2 separate regions of the Homo sapiens genome follow, and region 2 is linked to region 1. Evidence: read pairs that join two places in POLR2A ChIA-PET (ENCODE). Cell type or tissue: PC-3. All regions are shown on one strand. Each heading gives the region's core, and the rest is flanking DNA. Links, peaks and the distances in the headings are about the cores only.

Region 1 (4,392 bases), core at 151-4,150:
TTTTTAAAACCATCAGATCTTGTGAGACTCATTCACTACCATGATAACAGCACAAGAAAGACTCACCCCCAAAATTCAATCACCTCCCACTGGGTTCCTCCCATGACATGTGGGAATTGTGGGAGTTACAATTCAAGATGAGATTTGGGTGGGGACAGAGTCAAACCATATTATTCCATCCCTGGCCCCTCCCAAATCTCATATCCTTACATTTCAAAACTAATCATGCCTTCCCCACAGTCCCCCAAAGTCTTAACTCATTTCAGCATTAACTCAAGAGTCCACAGTCCAATGTCTCATCTGAGACAAGGCAAGTCCCTTCCGCCTATGAGTCTGTAAAATCAAAAGCAAGTTAGTTACTTCCTAGATACAATGGGGGTACAGGCATTGGGTAAATACAGCTATTCCAACTGGGAGAAATTGGCCAAAACAAAAAGGCTACAGGGCCCACGCAAGTCCAAAATCCGGCGGGGCAGTCAAATCTTAAAGCTCCAAAATGATCTCCCTTGACTCCATGTCTCACATCCAGGTCATGCTGATGCAAGAGGTGGGTTCCCATGGCCTTGTGCAGCTCTGCCCTTGTGGCTTTGCAGAGTACAGCCTCCCTCCCGGCTGCTTTCATGGGTTGGCACTGAGTGTCTGTGGCTTTTCCAGACACATGGTGCAAGCTGTCAGTGGATCTACTATTCTAGGGTCTGGAGGACAGTGGTCCTCTTCTTACAGCTCCACTAGGCAGTGCCCCAGGAGGGACTCTGTGTTGGCTCCAACCCCACATTTCTCTTCTGCACTGCCCTAGCAGAGGTTCTCCATGAGGGCCCTGCCTCTTCAGCAAACTTCTTCCTGGACATCGAGGTGTTTCCACACATCCTCTGAAATCTAGGCAGAGGTTCCCAAACCCTAATTCTTGACTTCTGTGCACTGGCAGGCCCAACATCATGTGGAAGCTGCCAAGGCTTGAGGCTTGCACCCTCTGAAGCCATGGCTTGAGCTCTACATTGGCCCCTTTCAGCCATGGCTGGAGTGGCTGGGATGCAGAGCACCAAGTCCCTAGGCTGCATACAGCATGGGGACTCTGGGCCTGGCCCACAAAATAACTTTTTCCTCCTAGGCCTCTGGGCCTGTGATGGGAGGGGCTGTCATGAAGACCTCTGACATAGCCTGGATACATTTTCCCCATTGTCTTGGGGATTAACATTCACCTCCTCATTACTTATGCAAATTTCTGCAGCTGGCTTAAATATTGCCTCAGAAAATGGGATTTTCTTTTCTATTGAATTGTCTGGCTGCAAATTTTCTGAACTTTTATGTTCTGCTTCCCTTATAAAACTGAATGCCTTTAACAGCACCCAAGTCATATCTTGAATGCTTTGCTGCTTAGAAATTTCTTCCACTAGATACCCTAAATCATCTCTCTCAAGTTCAAAGTTCTGTAGATCTCTAGGGCAGGGGCAAAATGCCACCAGTCTCTCTGCTAAAACATAACAAGAGGCACCTTTGCTCCAGTTCCCGACAAGTTCCTCATCTCCATCTGAGTCACTTCAGCCTGGACTTTATTGTCCTTATCACTATCAGCATTTTGGGCAAGCCATTCAACAAGTCTCTAAGAAGTTCCAAACTTTCCCACACTTTCCTATCTTCTTCTGAGCCCTCCAAACTGTTGCAACCTCTGCCTGTTACCCAGTTCCAAAGTTGCTTCCACATTTTCAGGTATCTTTTCAGTCTCTAAACATCAAGGCAAAAATCTCACAACCAAAGAAGAAAAATAATTAAGTTGTAGTCACAGAAAAAGTTGCTTAAAACTCAATCCCTTCCTTGTAATGAGATTTATGATTATCAGATAAAATATTAAATCCACCCTATATAGTAATATAATTTAAATGCTTAGATTTGGGCTATGGAAGTAGAGAATTGATAAAGAATATGAAAAAAGTTCGGCTCTTGCCATCTCTTTATTTATGGAGTAAATAACTACTTGAAATTCTCTGGAACATTTTGTTCATATCATCAGATTTACACCACCCTTTTTACCCCTGTATGAAATTTCATTCCTAAACCACTAATTGTAGGGTTGGCTTTATTTGAAGTTTTAGGAGTAGCTCTCTGTGTGTGTGTGTGTGTGCGTGTGTGTGTGTGTGTAAGAGAGAGGGAGAGAGAGATAGAAAGAGAGGGAGAGAGAGAGAGAAAGAGAGAGAGGGAGAGAGAGATTGAGTTTATATTGTGTGTGGCCAAAGAAGGAATTATTTACTTCTTTAAAAGAAATATCAATAATGTGCAGCCAAGACAACAGCCAAAGGAAGAGGAAGCCCAGTCCTGGCCAGAGAAAGTAAAGCCAAAAATAATCTGGCTGGAGGAAGGAAAGACTACAGAAATGATGAAGCTAGTGAGTGTTCAATGCTGAGAACATTTAACCTTTCATTATTATCACATGTGGATTTCCTGTAAGCTCTTCAAGACTCAAATGTGACCCATGTTCACACATATGAATTGAGGAACTGGTTCTAACACATATGTTCTAATTGCTTCCTTAAATTTATGTCTCTTTATTTTATCAGTAATTTTTATTTTATTTTTATTCTTATTTTTTTTTGAGATGGAGTCTCGCTCTGTCGCCCAGGCTGGAGTGCAGTGGTGCAATCTCCACTCGCTGCAACCTCCACCTCCTGGGTTCAAGCGATTCTCATGCCTCAGCCTCCCAAGTAGCTGGGATTACAGGCATATGCCACCACAGCCTGGCTAATTTTTGTATTTTTAGTAGAGACGGGGTTTCACCATGTTTACCAGGTTGGTCTTGAACTCCTGGCCTCAAGCAATCTGCCCACCTCAGCCTCCCAAAGTGCTGGGATTACAGGCGTGAGCCACTGTGCCCAGCCATTTTATCAGTAATGTTGAAGTGATATGAAATCTGCCTCCTCTTATTGTATCAATTTTTAAAAATTGTTTTATACTTGATATATTTCTTGGTTTATATTTCATACTATTCTCAGTCTACATTTTTCATTTTGACTCAATACAAAATCATAGCCATTTTTTTTTTTGAGACAGGTTCTCGCTCTGTCACCCAGGCTGAAGTACAGTGTCACAATCACAGCTCACTGCAGCCTCGATCTCCCAGGCTCAAGAGATCCTCCTACCTCAGCCTCCCAAGTAGCTGGGACTACAGGCACTCGTGCCACCACACCTGGCTAATTTTTGTATTTTTTGTAGAGACAGTTTGGACACATTGCCCAGACTGGTCTTGAACTCCTGGATTCAAGTGATTCGCCTGCCTCAACCTCCCAAAGTGCTTTGATTACAGGCATACACCACCACGCCTGGCCCATGGTCATTCTTGAGTGATCAAGCAACTTTGAAATTTTAACCTCGGGCCAGGTGCAGTGGCTCACACCTGTAATTCCAGCACTTTGGGAGGCCCAGGCAGGCGGATCATGAGGTCAAGAGATCGAGACCATCCTGGCCAACATGGTGAAACCCTGTTTCTACTAAAAATACAAAAATTAGCTGGGCATGGTGGCACATGCCTGTAGTCCCAGCTACTCAGGAGGCTGAGGCAGGAGAATTGCTTGAACCTGGGAGGTGGAGGTTTCAGTGAGCCGAGATTGCCCCACTGCACTCCAGCCTGGTGACAGAGTGAGACTCAGTCGAAAGAAAGAAAGGAAGGAAGGAAGGAAGGAAGGAAGGAAGGAAGGAAGGAAGGAAGGAAGGAAAAAGAAAGAAAGAAAGAAATTTTAACCTCAAGTGCACAGGATGGAATTAATCATATCTTTTATTTTATGGCACCCTATATTTATTGGTTCATGCAAGGTCCTTCTTTTCATCACCATCCCCTTTCTTCCTTTATCTCCAGCCCCAACTGTAGCACTTGATGTCTTTGATATATGTATTTAAATAACCAGTTATCCTTGTGAAGTGCATACTGTTACTTTGTGTTAAAATGCATGTTCTAAATTTATGTTAATGACATTGTACCATAGAACCAATTGTTCCTATTTCTTTCACTATATCATATGTTTTTAAGATCTGTCTACTTTGCAATATGTGCATCCAGTTTGGTGCTTCTAATAGTTGAATGACACCCCATGGTAACCATCCAACACAAATTACCTAGCCATTCTCCTGGTATGGTTCACTAGGCTACTTCCACCACCAGCACCCCTACCACCGCTATGAATAATACTGGGATAAACATTCCCATATATTAGTCCTCTGTAAAAATAAAATAAAATAAAATAAAAGTCACGGACTGTTTCAGAGTCCTAGGTGTAACACTTTCATTTCATAGCCAAAGATCCTACATTGCAAGGAGTTAAGAATTTTGTAGCTTGCAGCCAAAGGAGAAAAATCATCAAATTTCAGGACATAACTAATAGGGACAGGACCAGGACTAGTTTTCTC
Region 2 (4,392 bases), core at 197-4,196, 550 kb after region 1:
TTAAACTTCAAACTCTGTGATGACGGAATAAATTCTTAATTGAACACCAAAAAAATAAAAAGTTCTCAAACAGTGAGAGCAGGTCCTCATGGCTCTCCCAGCTCCCTTAAAACATCCCCATGTAGAGTCCAATCTCTAACCAGTCTGCCAATTTAGGAGTTAAATCTCATTATAGTTTCAGATTATTACTGAGCTCAACAAAAACACACCATCTCCTCTAGGTTATTTGGCACCAGAGCAATCAAATTTCGTATTTTAAGTACATTTCCTACTATGTTCTTATCAGACACACAGCAAACTCGTTATAGAGCTCGACTGCCAACGTTCAAATCTCAGTTTGACCACATATGAGACACATAAGCCCGGCTTTCCCAATTATCTGCCTCAGTTTTCTCATCTCTAAAATGAAAGTTATTGTCTGCTTATGTAAATTTGATGGCACCAAAAACAAAAGAGTTTGTGAAAATTAAACTAGTTGAAACATCACAGTGCTTAGAATGGTGCCTGGTACTGGTACATACTCGATATAGCCCTCGTTAAGTACTACAAAAGACAATAGAAGTGATGGAAGTACCTGCCATCAAGAAGTTGACAATATAGTTGGGTCTAGACTGAATTGCATTTTAAAAAAATTTTCATCTTAATTACTTTTGAGACAGGGTTTTGCTCTGTTGCCCAGGCTGGAGTGGAGTGGTGCAATCATAGCTCACTGCAGCCTCAATATCCTGGGCTCCAGCAATCCTGCCACCTCAGCCTCCTGAGTAGCTGGAAATACAGTCACACGGCACCACATCCAGCTAACTTTTATTTTTTGTAGAGGTGGGGTCTTGATATCTTGCCCAGGCTGGTCTCAAACTCCTGGGCTCAAGCAATCTTCCTCCCTCACTCACCCAAAGTGCTGGAATTATAGGCATGAGCCACCATGCCCAGCTAAATTGCATTTTTTATAAACTGAAGATTTTACAGAAAACCTATCTTGGTGGTGCTTCTCATTTTTAAAACAACTTTTACAGTTTACACATATTAAAACTAGTCTCTCTTTAAATACTGTTCTTGGTAGAATCACAGCCATTAAAAGCACTAGGCTGAGGCCAGGAGCGGAGGCTCACGTCTATAATCCCAGCACTTTGGGAGGCCGAGGCAGGCAGATCACGAGGTCAGGAGTTTGAGACCAGCCTGGCCAACATAGTGAAACTTCATGTCTACAAAAAATACAAAAATTAGCCAGACATGGTGGCGCCCACCTGTAGTCCCAGCTACTCGGGAGGCTGAGGCAGGAGAATCGCTTGAACCTGGGAGGCAGAGGTTGTGGTGAGCCGAGATTGCGCCACTGCACTCCAGCCTGGGTGACAGAGTGAGACTCCATCTCAAAAAAAAAAAAAGTAATAGGCTGGGCACGGAGGTTCATGCCTATAATCCCAGCGCTCTGTGAGGCCGAGGTGGGAGGGCTGCTTGAGACCAGCATAGGCAACATAGTGAGACCCCATCTCTACAAAAAATAGAAAAATTAGCTGGGTGTAGTGGTGCACACCTGTAGTCCCAGCTACAGGAGGGACTGGTAGGAGGATCAGAAGCTCAGGAGGTTGAGGCTACGGTGAGCCGTGATTACGCCACTGCACTCTAGTCTGTGGGACAGAGGAAGATACTGTCTCAAAAAGAAAAGGGTAGTAAGTCCATAAACATGTTTCTCTGGTAATTCAAAGAAATTCACAATAAAGCAGTCCCACCTCTGTGTACTTCCTAGGCAATCCATATGATTCTGTGGGACTTCCCACATTCTTTTTTAATTGCTTGATGGGTTACGTTAGATTGAGGTCTACAGCTGTGGTTGCCCATCATTTCTGACAGATGATTCGTTTTGTAAACAGCTGACATAAACTTATGGTATTGATAACTATAGTATAGAACTATATTTTCTCTTCCTTATGATTTCCTTGCTGTTTTTTTTGAGATGGGGTCTCATTCTGTCACCCAGAGGCTGGAATGCAGTGGCATGATAACGGCTCACTGCAGCCACAACCTCCTGGGCTCAAGTGATCCTCCTATCTCAGCCTCTCAAGTAGCTGGAACCACAGACATGTGCCACCATGCTCAGCTATTTTTTTTTTTCTTTTGGTAGAGACCGGTTTTCACTATGTTGCCTAGGCTGGTCTTGAACTCCCGGGCTCAAGCAGTCCACCTGCCTCGGCCTCTCAAAGTGCTAGGATTACAGGTGTGAGCTACCATACCAGGCCCACATTGTTGTATTACCTTGTCGTCTGGATACCTAAAGAATCCCTTCTCCAGATTTTCAAACTTAGGAGCAGACAATATGAAGAAAGTCTAATTAATGTGACATTCAGAGGCTAGCCAGGTGGAAATATAGGTCTGCAGAAAGGAGGAGTGAAGCAGACAAGCCTGAAAAGGCAAAAAAAGAGAGGGAGAGTCTGATTAAGTCGGACTGACAGGCTCTATACGGTCATAAACCAAGCTACATTATACCCCTGCCCTTCCTGCACCTTTCTTTGGAGTCCAGTAAATTATCTCTTTTGGCTTAAGCTAATTTCAAGTGGGTTTTCATCAACTACAACCAACAAAAATCCTAACTACAACAACTAGGTTACTAAGTGACTGCCATCACTGACAAGTACCTTTTACTTCCACATGCTAACTGCTTCAAAAATACATGTTCAATACTACCCTCTTTCCCAAAAGAAAACAGTATTACTTTCTATTATTTTTTTCTGTGTCCTTGGGGAAAGCTGTTAAGTAAAGATGAAAAGAAAAGGAACACCAGGCCAGGCGTGGTGGCTCACGCCTGTAATCCAGGCACTTTGGTTTGGGAGGCCAAGGTGGGCAGATCACGAGGGCAAGAGTTCGAGACCAGCCAGACCAACGTGGAGAAACCCCATCTACGCTAAAAATACAAAAATTAGCCAGGCATGATGGCACGCGCCTGTGGTCCCAGCTACAAGGAAGGCTGAGGCAGGAGAATCGCTTGAACCCCGGAGGCGGAGGTTGTGGTGAGCTGAGATTACGCCATTGCACTCCAGCCTGGGCAACAGAGTGATACTCTGTCTCAAAACGAAAAAGAAAAAAAGAAAAGGAACACCATATGAACACAGCACTGAAAAGGCAGCAGAGGAAAATCTAACATACACCTGACCTTATGGTAGGGTCTTCAGTTGAAAGAGAAACCTCACTCACTCCCCCTTTCCCAATCAATGTGCGTCTCCTACAAACAAGTAGCAAACAGTTATCTCAAATCAATAAGCACTGAATTGACTAAGTAATATAACGCAATTATACTGAAGATAAGCGCTCAAGTGTTGGAGAATTCCAGGAAAGACTTTTTTTTTTTTTTTGAGACAGAGTCTCGCTCTGTCGCCCAGGCTGGAGTGCAGTGGTGCGATCTTGGCTCACTGCAAGCTCTGCCTCCCGGGTTCAGGCCATTCTCCTGCCTCAGCCTCCCGAGTACCTGGGACTACAGGCGCCCGCCACTGCACCTGGCTAATTTTTTGTATTTTTAGTAGAGACGGGGTTTCACCGTGTTAGCTAGAATGGTCTCGATCTCCTGACCTCGTGATCTGCCCGCCTTGGCCTCCCAATTTTTTTTTTTTTTTTTGCGACAAGGTCTCGCTCAGTCGCTCAGGCTGCAGTGCAGTGGCGTGAGCTTGGCTTACCACTATCTTCACCTCCCAGGTTCAAGCGATTCTCCTGTCTCAGCTTCCCAAGTAGCTGGGATTATAGGCATGTGCCACCACACCTGGCTAATTTTTGTTTTGTTTTGTTTTTTGATACGGAGTTTCACTCTGTCACCCAGGCTGGAGTGCAAGGGCGTGACCTTGGCTCACTGCAACCTCCACCTCCTGGATTCAAGCGATTCTCCTGCCTCAGCCTCCCAAGTAGCTGGGATTACAGGCACCCACCACCACACCTGGCTAATTTTTGTTTTTAGTACAGACAGGGTTTCATCTTGTTGGCCAGGCTGGTCTCGGTGACCTACCCACCTCAGTCTCCCAAAGTGCTGGGATTACAGGCATGAGCCACTGTGCCCAGCCCAATCTTGCCTTCATATCCTACTATCACCACTTACCCTGCATTTCAAAGTCTTCATCTTTAAAATAGGGGGAATATCTCATATTTAGCTATTAAGAGGAAAAGATAAAAAATATACATAACGTGCCCGATGCCAATCCTACCACTTAGCAATAATTGCTGGATATCTCTTAGTACTCTCTACCTCCTTTTTCCAGAGTGCTTTCATTATGCCTAGCTCAGCTTGTGACAAAGAAATTTTCCTTGGAATTTTTCAGGGCAACAAAGAAGGGGTTCAAATTGCCTCTTTTTACCTTGAAGATTTTAAAGCCAATATAATTAAAATGGGATAGGTATAAGGACTCCAGGTATGCA

What was found. Peaks named below come from ENCODE experiments on the same cell type or tissue, not always from the same donor. Only the 100,000 strongest peaks of a DNase experiment are listed, where the experiment ranks them.
Region 2: POLR2A ChIA-PET joins it to region 1 with 5 read pairs; 2 of 35 experiments call an interaction of 5 or more read pairs at or near these places.

What each region holds. Positions count from the first base shown.
Region 1 is chr10:63,690,394-63,694,785 of GRCh38, reverse strand. The region is part of intron 2 of LOC107984238 (a long non-coding RNA gene); the gene reads left to right. Among named protein-coding and RNA genes, the nearest start is that of REEP3, 170 kb to the right of the region's middle. In PC-3, for the core only: no CTCF peak of the experiment used is centred there; no DNase peak of the experiment used is centred there.
Region 2 is chr10:63,137,696-63,142,087 of GRCh38, reverse strand. All of the region lies in intron 1 of NRBF2 (nuclear receptor binding factor 2), which reads right to left. Among named protein-coding and RNA genes, the nearest start is that of NRBF2, 6.6 kb to the right of the region's middle. In PC-3, for the core only: no CTCF peak of the experiment used is centred there; a DNase peak (open chromatin) is centred at 1,807.